2 separate regions of the Homo sapiens genome follow, and region 2 is linked to region 1. A link is an interaction called in ENCODE POLR2A ChIA-PET data of the cell type or tissue named here. Cell type or tissue: A673. All regions are shown on one strand. Links, peaks and the distances in the headings refer to the core of each region. The heading gives the core; the rest is flanking DNA. Region 1 overlaps SMYD3 (SET and MYND domain containing 3). Region 2 overlaps LOC102724382 (a long non-coding RNA gene).

Evidence for each region. Peaks named below come from ENCODE experiments on the same cell type or tissue, not always from the same donor. Only the 100,000 strongest peaks of a DNase experiment are listed, where the experiment ranks them.
Region 2: POLR2A ChIA-PET joins it to region 1 with 12 read pairs; 2 of 35 experiments call an interaction of 5 or more read pairs at or near these places.

What each region holds. Positions count from the first base shown.
Region 1 is chr1:246,455,912-246,461,289 of GRCh38, reverse strand. The region is part of intron 1 of SMYD3 (SET and MYND domain containing 3); the gene reads left to right. Among named protein-coding and RNA genes, the nearest start is that of SMYD3, 49 kb to the left of the region's middle. In A673, for the core only: no CTCF peak of the experiment used is centred there; no DNase peak of the experiment used is centred there.
Region 2 is chr1:246,687,107-246,692,484 of GRCh38, reverse strand. It overlaps LOC102724382 (a long non-coding RNA gene), which reads right to left. Exons shown (of 3, transcript XR_949364.3): 2 at 2,271-2,332; 3 at 1-1,017. Among named protein-coding and RNA genes, the nearest start is that of SCCPDH, 35 kb to the left of the region's middle. RefSeq lists an enhancer at 2,131-2,651. In A673, for the core only: a CTCF peak has its summit at 2,813 (motif pointing left); a DNase peak (open chromatin) is centred at 2,784; H3K27ac peaks cover 472 bases.

The DNA.
Region 1 (5,378 bases), core at 81-5,080:
CACTTTTTTTCCCACTAATTTCCACTAATTTCAGATAATTTCCACTATCTGATAAAGATGGACAGCCTTTAAACTAGAGAATAAACATGCTTGAATTAATTTTCCTTGAAACAAAATCAGATTATTAATACAAGAAATCCTACAAGATGCCCAACGCTTATTTGATGTATTGCTACATTCTCTTTAACTTACATTTTTCAGAAGTTACCTTAAACAATTTAGAGTCATTTTATGCCTTTAATAATATTTGAGCACAGCTGTCTTCTGCCTCATGGTCTTTTCTTCAGGCTAACTTGTCATGGCTTGTAGCCTTGTAGCTGATAGATACTCTTATGATGATTGGGGTTTATTTAGCCCAGACAGCATTCATTGTAAGTGTGGTAAAAATGTACTAAATTTGTACTTAGCTAATTAGGAGTTTATAATAATTCTGACATGCTGAATTGAAGTTTCTTTGTAATGTTCAAGGCAAAGAGAAAAGGATTTGTTTAGCTAATTAAAACTATAAACAAGACGGAATGTTTAATCTACTTGAGGCAAACCAACAACTGTTTTCAAGTACTTATGAAATCAACATAAACTAGGAAAACACCAATTGAAATTATTTTTTATTAAAACACTAAAGGATTTTCTAAGGCACAGCTTTTGACTGACTTCTTCCTTGGCATTTGTTCACATTATTAGGAAATAGGGGCCTACTGGTATTTTTCAAATCCTTTGTTCATGACCCACAGTGAGATATACATACTATATTGCTATTCAGTAAAAACACACATGTAACTGAAACAAAAGCTGTAGAAAATAATATTTAATTTCTTGTGATGCAGTATTTTAATTTTCTTATATTTCAAATATTAAAAAGTTCCTCTCAGGACAAGTAAATTGATTTTACAAATTGATCAAGATCCACAGCTTGAAAAAACTGGACTAGACTGTGCTTGAGTGCAGAGACCATGACATATTCATCTTTCTGTTACTAAGTGCTAGAGCAGGTGCTCAGTAGATATTTGAATAAATTGGTAATTGAGAAGAGGAGTAAGAAGTGAAATCAGAGTTGTAAAAGGAATAGATGTTTTTGACAATGAAGTTCTTGGATATAATAAAGGCAGTCGAGGTAAAGCACTGTGGTACTTATGGTTGGTATGAAATTTGTTTGTTTGCAGGAAATAGAAACCAGTGTTAGCTGAAGCAAAGAAGAATATATTAAAAGGATTCAGGGTATCTCACAGAAATCAAGCGTAGGGGTGTGTCTTGTGATTTGGGAAGGGAATGAAACTAGAAAGTGGAATGACTTCAAGAGCCTAAGTGTGTTATCTTGTGTTTTTTCATCCCTGCTTCTTTCTTTGTGGCTTTTTTTTTTTTTTTTTTTTTGGGTGGCGGAATGGTTTCCTCTGCAGCCAAATGACAGAAGAATCTTCAGTTCACGTGACAGTTTATTTCCAAAGCTCCTGATTGTTTTACATTTTGGTTCCAGGCTTTAATACTGTATGTGACTTATAGGTGGTAGAATAAATTAGTCTTTTGATATTTACTGTATGCCATGAGTTAGTAGTTTCAAGTCACTGGTTTCAGATAAGATACCTGTATTAGTCTGTTCTCACACTGCTGTAAAAAACTACCTGAGACTGGGTAATTTATGAAGAAAAGCAGTTTAATTGACTCACAGTTCCGCAGGCTGTACAGGAAGCATGGCTGGGAGGTCTCAGGAAACTGGAAGCGAAGGAGAAGGGAAATCTTACCATGACAGAGCAGGAGAGAGTGAAGGGGGACGTGCCACGCACTTTCAAATAACAAGATCTCACGAGAACTCTTATTGCGAGAATAGCAGAACAAGAGAGTGAAGGGGGACGTGCCACAAACTCTCAAGTAACAAGATCTCGCGAGAACTCTGTCAGGAGAACAGCAGAGCAGGAGAGAGTGAATGGGGACGTGCTACACACTTTTAAATAAGATCTCGCGAGAACTCTATCATGAGAACAGCAGAGCAGGAGCCACTTTCAAATAACAAGATCTCTTGAGGACTCTATCACGAGAACAGCAGAGCAGGAGAGAGTGAAGGGGGACGTGTCACACACTTTCAAATAACAAGATCTCGCGAGAACTATCACGAGAACAGCAGAGCAGGAGAGAGTGAAGGGGGACGTGCTACACATTTTCAAACAACAATATCTTGCGAGAACTCTGTAAGGAGAACAGCACGGGGAAGTCTGCCCCCATGATTCAGTCACCCCCCCATCAGGCCCCTCCTTCAACACACGGGGATTACAATTGGATATGAGATTTGGGTGGGGACACAGAGCTGAACCATATCAACATCCTATTCTACAGTTCAGTATTTCCAGTAGCTTTGTTTTGCCTACTGGGTCAGATGAATACACATAGAATATATGCGTGTATGTTATAATCATTACTTGCAAAAGTGTTAATTCAGCACATTTTCACATCACATGTTCCTGGCACTAGGTTAGGCTGCAGAATAGTTACAAAGATGGATATAATGTACTGTATTTAGAATGACTTTTCCGGCCGGGCGCGGTGGCTCACGCCTGTAATCCCAGCACTTTGGGAGGCTGAGGCGGGCGGATCACGAGGTCAGGAGATCCAGACCATCCTGGCTAACATAATGAAACCCCGTCTCTACTAAAAATACAAAAAAAAAAAAAAAAAAAAAAAAAATCAGCCAGGCGCGGTGGTGGGCGCCTGTAGTCCCAGCTACTTGGGAGACTGAGGCAGGAGAATGGTGTGAACCTGGGAGGCGGAGGTTGCAGTGAGCCGAGATCGCACCACTGCACTCCAGCCTGGGCAACAGAGCGAGACTCTGTCTCAAAAAAAAAAAAAAAAAAAAAAAAAAGAATGACTTTTCTACTTGAAGGTTATGGCCTTGTTCCAGCAAAGTATATCAAGTCATGCACAGATGAGCTATGTTGATGATATCACTTCAGAATTAGTCTTCAGTTTTTCCAACTCTGCTTGTCTTGTTTCTCACTTTTAACTCTCCTTTTCTCATCTGAGATGGAAGACCTGAATACTTTGCCTTTTGACCTTTCTTCACTTTCTTGGCTCACTATTTATATTCTACATGTGGGCTCAGTCATTATTTTAATATCTGTCCTTGTAGCCTGACCCTCGGGTGCCCACAGCTGTGACCTGCCATCAGGGAAGTCTTTATTAGGCACAACATGGAGTCCTGAGCCCCTCTTGGACCCAAGTCAGAAAAACAGGAAAGTTGGACCAGAAAATAATGCTTGTTATCTTCAGGAAATGAACAGACAGATGCAGGTGATAAAATCACATACGTTTTAAATATAACATCATAACTGTCATAACTCAAGTTTGAACAAAATACTATAGGAAAGTTTATGCTAGTGACTGTCACATAGTAGGGCCTCCAGAAAAACTTTTGGAAAGAATCAGTAGTGAATGAGGATGTCCATTTATTCTGGTGTAGTTATAAATAGCCTTACTGAAGAGGTAGCATTTGAGCTATTTCTGCAGGATCTGTAAATTTTGGATAGTAGGTAGGCAGTGGATTGGGTACTTCTGCTGTACGCACAGCTTGTATAAAAGCACTAAGTTGTGAACAGATGGAGAATATTGATTGTGAATGTAGTATTGATTATGTGGGAGAATGGTTGGAGGTATTGGTTACAGCCAAGTTGAGAAAGGCTGTATAGGCCATGGTAGAGAATTTGGACCTTCTTTTCTTTTTCTTTTTCTTTTCTTTTCTTTTCTTTTCTTTTCTTTTTTTTTTTTTTTTGAGGCAGAGTCTCGCTCTGTTGCTCAGGCTGGAGTGCAGTGGCACGATCTCAGCTCACTGCACCCTCCGCATCCCAGGTGCAAGTGATTCTCCTGCCTCAGCCTCCCGATTAGCTGGGATTACAGGTGCCTGCCATCATGGCTGGCTAATTTTTTGTATTTTTAATAGAGACGGGGTTTCACCATGTTGGCCAGGCTGGTCTGGAACTCCTGACCTCATGGACCTTATTTTCTAAGAGTCACCTGAGAGTTTCCAATAGAGGAGTGATGAGGGAGAAGATTTATTATTTTATTTTATGTTTTTATTTTTTCTCTATTCTTACCCTTGAACATTCACCTCTCGAAAGATTTATTCTTCTGAAATATAACTCTGTGGTCAGTGTTAGCCTGAAGTGGCCAGAGATGATCAGTATGGACATGAATTAAGATGCTGTTTTAAAAGTCTATACAAGAAAAGGAAAAAAAGTCTACTCAAGAGATGGAAGGCTCCATATAAGGCTGTAGAAGTGAAAGCACAAAGGAGAACTTAAATTCGATATTCTTTGGGGAAGTAGACTTTACAGGACCATTTTCTTTAACCTAGAGCCAGATTTGGATTAGTCTGGTCCATTCGGTGTACTAGGTGGAATTTAATAAAGCTAAGCCCTGGGTACACCATTCCCATCCCCTTGTGTCCTCCTTCATAACTTTGATCTTGTGTCTGCCTGCTTAATGATACCTTAGCCATGTCTCCAGTTTTCCAACCTTGCAATGACTCCTTAGACCTGATTATAGATATTTGATTTCTCTTTGGATTTTGGCTATCACTCACCTTCTGGTCCCACTCATTTGTGGGTTCTTCGCATATTAAAACAAAGCAGGACAAAGAAACAGTCTTATGGGGAAAATATAAGTTATAATAAATGGTGCTAAATGCTTCAACAGAGGCATAGACAGAATACTGTGGAAGCTAGGTGGAAGGACTGCCTAATGCTCCTGGGGTCAGTTAGGGCAGAGGAGAAAATGCTTTAGCTTGGTGTTGGTGGATGAGTAGGTATGTTACATGGGAAATTTGAGGTGCCTGTGAGATATTCAGGTGGAGCTGACCAGTCCAGGAGATGGCTGGAGTGATGGATCTAGAAAAGCAGTGGGTCTCGACCTTGTGTGCCTATTAGGGAAACTAAACAACAAATTCATGCCTTGGTCCTATTCGTAGAGATACTGATTTAATTTATATGACACAGGGACACAGTTTGGTATGTCTTAAAATCGACTGAGGTAATGCTAATGTGAAGCCAGGGTTGACAATCGGAGCAACTCAAGAGAGAGATATTCCTGGAGAAGGTAGAGATAGGTGATAGCTGAAGGCTTAGATATATATCAGCTTAGAAACAGGGAGAATGAGAAGAAAATTGGGCCAGAGACAAATTCCTTTGGGATTACCAACATTGTGGTAGGTACCAAGGAGGTGGCCAGCAAAGAACCTGCAAACATAATTCCTACTCTTAATTGTACTGTTTTAATATAGGTTATTGATGTATTTTTGCATAGTTTTTCCCTGCTATGACTCAGAGTGGATATCAGCTATCAGGATATACTTTAAGTGCCTGATTCACGTATCTGTTGTTGATTGACAGACTGAT
Region 2 (5,378 bases), core at 214-5,213, 230 kb before region 1:
CCCTCAGGCGGTAGACACTCTCCAGTCATAAGCTCTAATGTGCTGTAGAAAAGCCTCAGGTTCTCAGGGGTTTTCCAGCTGAGCATCTGGAAGGCCGCAGTGCAGTTCTGTGTCCAAGCACTGCAGAGCCTCATGCAACAGTCTCATCACTCGGTGCGACCCTCCTGGAAGGTCTGTTCCCAGGGGAGGCTACAGCGAGGCAAGGGGAATGCAAGAGTTCCTAGCCAGGCTAGGACCTCAACTTGGCATTCGCGAGAGACAGATTCTCTGTGTCCCCCGTCCCAGCCCTGAAACCCACAGGAGGTAGAGGAGCAAGCTCTCAGTGAAGGCCTCGTCTCTGGAATCTCTTCTTTGGGGAAAAAACGACATGAGCCTGCCACAGAGCCTGTTTATGAAACAAATCAGAGAGCTATTTTGAGCAATTACCCCCAGCAATCACGACAGCATAACTTGTGTAGTCGGAACTAGGTCACCAAGTAATCTCACCAGCGCCAGAAGAAATTCATCTGGGAAGGACACTAGCTTGGGGAGATGAGATAGGATAGGCCCTGGCCTCTTGTCAAGATATCCAGATTTCAAGGGACAACTGAAGACACAACAGAGACAGGGGCTCACTATGCATTTCCTTTTAAAATTGGCAATAATCTGGCCACAGAATCAAGGTAAAGTTACTGAATCCTCTGGTTCTTGGTTCGGCATGATTGTAGCTGCTGGTGGTTGTCATGGAAACCAGCAGAGGCGTTAGATCTTAGCTCTGACACTCAGGAGAAGCTGAACTTATTCTGTTATGAGCTTTTTTTTTCTCTCTTTTTTTCTTTTTTTTTTTTTTAAATAGAAATTGTCTTGAACCTGGATAAACAGGCCTCAAAGTTTTTCCTCCGCCTGGCTTGGATATGTTTCTGTTTCTGCTTTCTGGCTACACAGAATCTAACGACGCATCAAGAATTGGCCCTGGTGCTCTGTAAGATGTTTTGTTGGGTCTCTTTTCAGTTGCCAGAGACAGAGACCTAAATCGACCTAGGTTAGGTAAGAAAAAATAAAAAGATTCATTATTGAGTAAATTATCAATGTGATATTGAATACCCTTTTTTTACTTTTTAGTTTTTTCATTTAATTCTAATTTTAAAATTTATTTTTTCATTTTACTTTTTTTTCCCCCACAATATAGGTGGGGAAAGACCGAAACTGGTCTGAAAATATTTGGAAACACAAAGACGGCCTTGGGCTGGGCGTGGTGGCTCATGCCTGTAATTCCAGCACTTTGGGAGGCTGAGGCAGGAGGATCACTTGAGCCCAGGAGTTGGAGACCAGCCTGGGTAACAAAGGGAGACTCCTTCTCCACCAAAAATTAAAAAATAAGCCAGGTGCGGTGGTACATGCCTATAGTCCCAGCTACTCAGGAGGCTGAGGTGGGAGGATCACTTGAGTCCAGGAAGTTGAGGTTGCAGTAAACTATGATCACACCACTGCACTCCAGTCTGAGTGACAGTGAGACCCCCATCTCTAAAAAAATTTAAAAAATTAGCTAGGCATGGTGGCACATGCCTGTAGTCCCAGCTACTTGGGAGGCTGAGGCAGGAGGATCACTTGACCCAGGAGGTTGAGGCTGCAGTGAGCTGTGATTGTGCCACTGCACTCCAGCTTGGGTGACAGAGGCAGATCCTGTCTCATTAAAAGGGTGGGAGATGACATTAGGAGTCTCTCTCTGTTTTGCCATCTCTCATCTTCGAGTCCATCACACTCTTGCTCTGTCGCCCAGGCTGGAGTGCCACGGCATGCTCACTGCAACCTCCGCCTCTCGGGCTCAAGCCATCCGTCCACCTCAACCTCCTGAGAAGCTGGGACTACAGGCACGCACTACCACGCTTGGCTAATTTTTCATATATTTTGTAGAGACAGGACTTCACCATGTTGCCCAGGGTGGTCTCAAATACCTGGGCTCAAGCAATCTGCCCGCCTCAGCCTCCCAAAGTGCTAGGATTATAGGCATGAGCCACGGTGCCCAGCCCCATCAGACTCTAAGCCTCCCCCTGGGCAAGGGATGGAGCAGGCAGTTCTGAAGTCACATCCTCACACTCTTTCTGCTTTAGTTTAAGGGAGAGAAGTTGGCTTCGAGGATGAAAAAAAATCCCAGGTGGGTTCTGATTGCCTCAGCTGGGAACAGGTGCCTGCGCCAGGGCCGGCTGCCACGTGTGAGGTGGGACCCGTGTCCTCCGCCCTCTGAGACAGCCAGGTGTTGGAAAGGATCTAAAACACGAATTCCATCTCACGTGTGTATATAGACGGCAGCTCCATTTGTTGTTCCTTCTAGGGGGTCCATACTTGTATCAGTCTGAGTCCAGTCCGGAGAGAGAAATCACGTAGTAATTTGAACAGAGAAAATTCAATATAAAGAATTATTTACTAGAGCAAGGGATTACAGCCATGAGGGGCTGGCTAGTAACAAAGAAAGAAAACTCCAGTGAACCAGCCCCAGGACTGAGAGAGCCCCCACGCCGGCCCCAGGCGGAGATCCAGACCTGTGCAGCTGTGACTCTGAATGGCAGAGAAGTTGTTGTGGTGCCCTGTGGCAAATCCTTCTGGAAGTCGGCCCTCCGAGGTGCCAGGTGTCTTGATTGCTAGAGGCATGCTGCTATAAAAACGGCACCAGGGCTGGCGGGCGCCGGGCTGGGCGGGGAGGTTCCGTCTCCTGGGTGCTGCTGGCTGCAGTCACTGTAGGAGCGGGGCACTGGGGGAACCACCCAGTGAGCACCCTGGAACCCAGAGGCAAGTCAACCTCTTCTCCTTCTCCCGTGTCTCTCTATCACCCTCTACTGGCAAGATTTCAGTGCTAGCTAGCCCGGGAAAAAAATATTTAAAGGTCCAGATCCATTTTCACAGAGTAGTCCAAAAGGGGGAATTTGGAGCTGAGAGTCCAAGATGGAAAAACTGGTCTGGGCGTGGCAGCTCACGCCTGTAATCCCAGCACTTTGGGAGGCCATGCAGGAGAATCACTTGCACCCAGGAGTTAGAGACCAGCCTGGGCAACATAGTGAGATGTCTCTATGAAAAATAAAAATTAAGAAAATTGCCAGTCCTGGTGGTACATGCCTGTAGTCCCAGCTACTTGAGAGGCTGAGGCAAGAGGACAGCTTCAGCCCAGGAGATGGAGGCTGCAGTGAGCTATGGTAGTGCCACTGCACGCCAGGGCCTGGGCAACAGAGCAAGACATTGTTGCAAAAAAAATGTATATATATATATATGATGCATAATACCTCAGATTACTCTCCGTTGGGGAAATATTCAGATTTTAGAAGCCATAAAGCAATGAAATAGACATTTAGCATCAACTATGTGTTATGTTTAGATTTGAATCTAACAGAATTAGGCGCTGTAGATCCTTGTTTAGCAGTGTGATATGATGAGAGCAAGTCTACCACATGAAGCTTCCTTTTAGATGCTTAAAATCACAGGGTAGGAAGGCTTGCTTCCTCTCCAGTTATTAAAGAAATTAAATTTAAAATTATATCATGTACCATTTTACACCTACCGGCATAAATGGAGGTGATAATGAACCCAGTGCTGGTCAAGTATTGGATACAGACGTGTAAACATCACTGGTGTCACCAGTTTATTACAGGGGTTCCGTCTTTTTGAAGGAAAATAATAAAACAAGAGCCTTAAAACAATCTTACCCCTTATTCAGTAATCCAAAAACCTCTGAATGTATTTCTAAGTAAAAAGTTCAAGGTCAGGTGCAGTGGCTCACGCCTGTAATCCCAGCAATTGGAGAGGCGGAGGTGGAAGGGTCGCTTGAGCCCAGGAGTTTGAGATCAGCCTGAGCAACAACATAGGGAGACCCTGTCTCTACAAAAATTTTAAAAAATTAGCCAGACGTGGGGGCGTGCAGCTATGGTCCCAGCTACTTGGTAGGCTGAGGTGGGAGAATCACCTGAGTCCAAGAGTTTTAGGCTGCAGTGAGCTATGATCACACCACTGCCCTCCAACCTGGGCAACAGAACAAGACTCTGTGTCTAAAATCATAATAATAATAATAGTTCAAAATAAAGGTCTATCTGTACAATAATATTTACAGTAGTATTCATTTATTATAGAGAGAAAGGTAGAAAACCCAAATGTCTAATGAATAAAGAAAGGTTACAGCCAGGCTCAGTGGCTCACATCTGTCATCCCAGCGCTTTGGGAGGCTAAGGCGGGCGAATGGCTTGAGCCCAGGAGTTTGAGACCAGCCTGGGAAACATGGAGAAACCTGTCTTTACAAAAACTACAAAAATGAGCCAGGCATAGTGGCATGCGCCTATAGTCCCAGCTACTCAAGAGGCTGAGGTGGGGGGATTGCCTCAGCCCAGGAGACTGAGGCAGCAGTGAGCTGTGATCTCACCACTGCTCTTCAGCCTGGGCAACAGAGTGAGACCCTCTCTTAAAAAAAGAAAAAAGGAATATGAGGATGAAATTAGGCAAAGTGAAGAAAATAGCCAAAAAAAAAAAAAGTGTACATACTATAACTATGGGGAAGAAACTTTATACACAGGTTACATGAATATACTAAAAACCACAGAATTGTTCACTAAGTTTTTGAATTTTATGGTATATGAATTATATCTCAAATGTAAAAAAAGAAAAAACACTAATTGAGGCCACAGGGATATGTAAAACATTTCTGTGGTAAAGGAGGGAGATGTTTTGCTTATGTATTCCTCCAAAGTTGTTTAAATCTGAAGTTTTAAGTTAAAAGTTTGATTCTGCAGTCTCTGTCCTGCTTTTTTGTAGCAGGCCAAAGTTGTTCCCTCACCACACAGCCCTCAACGGGGCTCACTCTACTTTTTTTTTTTTTTTTTTTTTGAGATGGAGTCCCACTCTGTCTCCCAGGCTGGGGTGCAGTGGCGTGATCTCGGCTCACTGTAGCCTCTGTCTCCTGGGTTCAAACGATTCTTCTGGCTCAGCTTCCTGAGTAGATGGGATTACAGGTGCCCGCCACCATGCTCAGCTAATTTTTGTATTTTTAGTAAAGACGGGGTTTCACCATATTGACCAGGCTGGTCTTGAACTCCTGACCTCGGGATCTGCCTGCCTTGGCCTCCCAAAGTGCTGGAATTACAGGCGTGAGCCACCACGCTCGGCCGCTCGCTCTGCTTCTGAGGGGTCTTCTACTCCCACGAGTAGACAGGTCAGGCTGCAAACACCCAGTCGCCATCACACTGGCGGGAAATGTCCCCTGAGCCGGAGTCAGGGACTCAGAGGGGCAATGGTGCTTCCGACCACTGAGGGTTCATTTCCTTCAGGGGACTGTCCATCGGGGGCGGTGTGGCGCCTGGAGCTCACACATGTGCAGAGCCTCAGCCACTGCTCTGAGAAGTCAGCAGTCAGAGTTCTATACA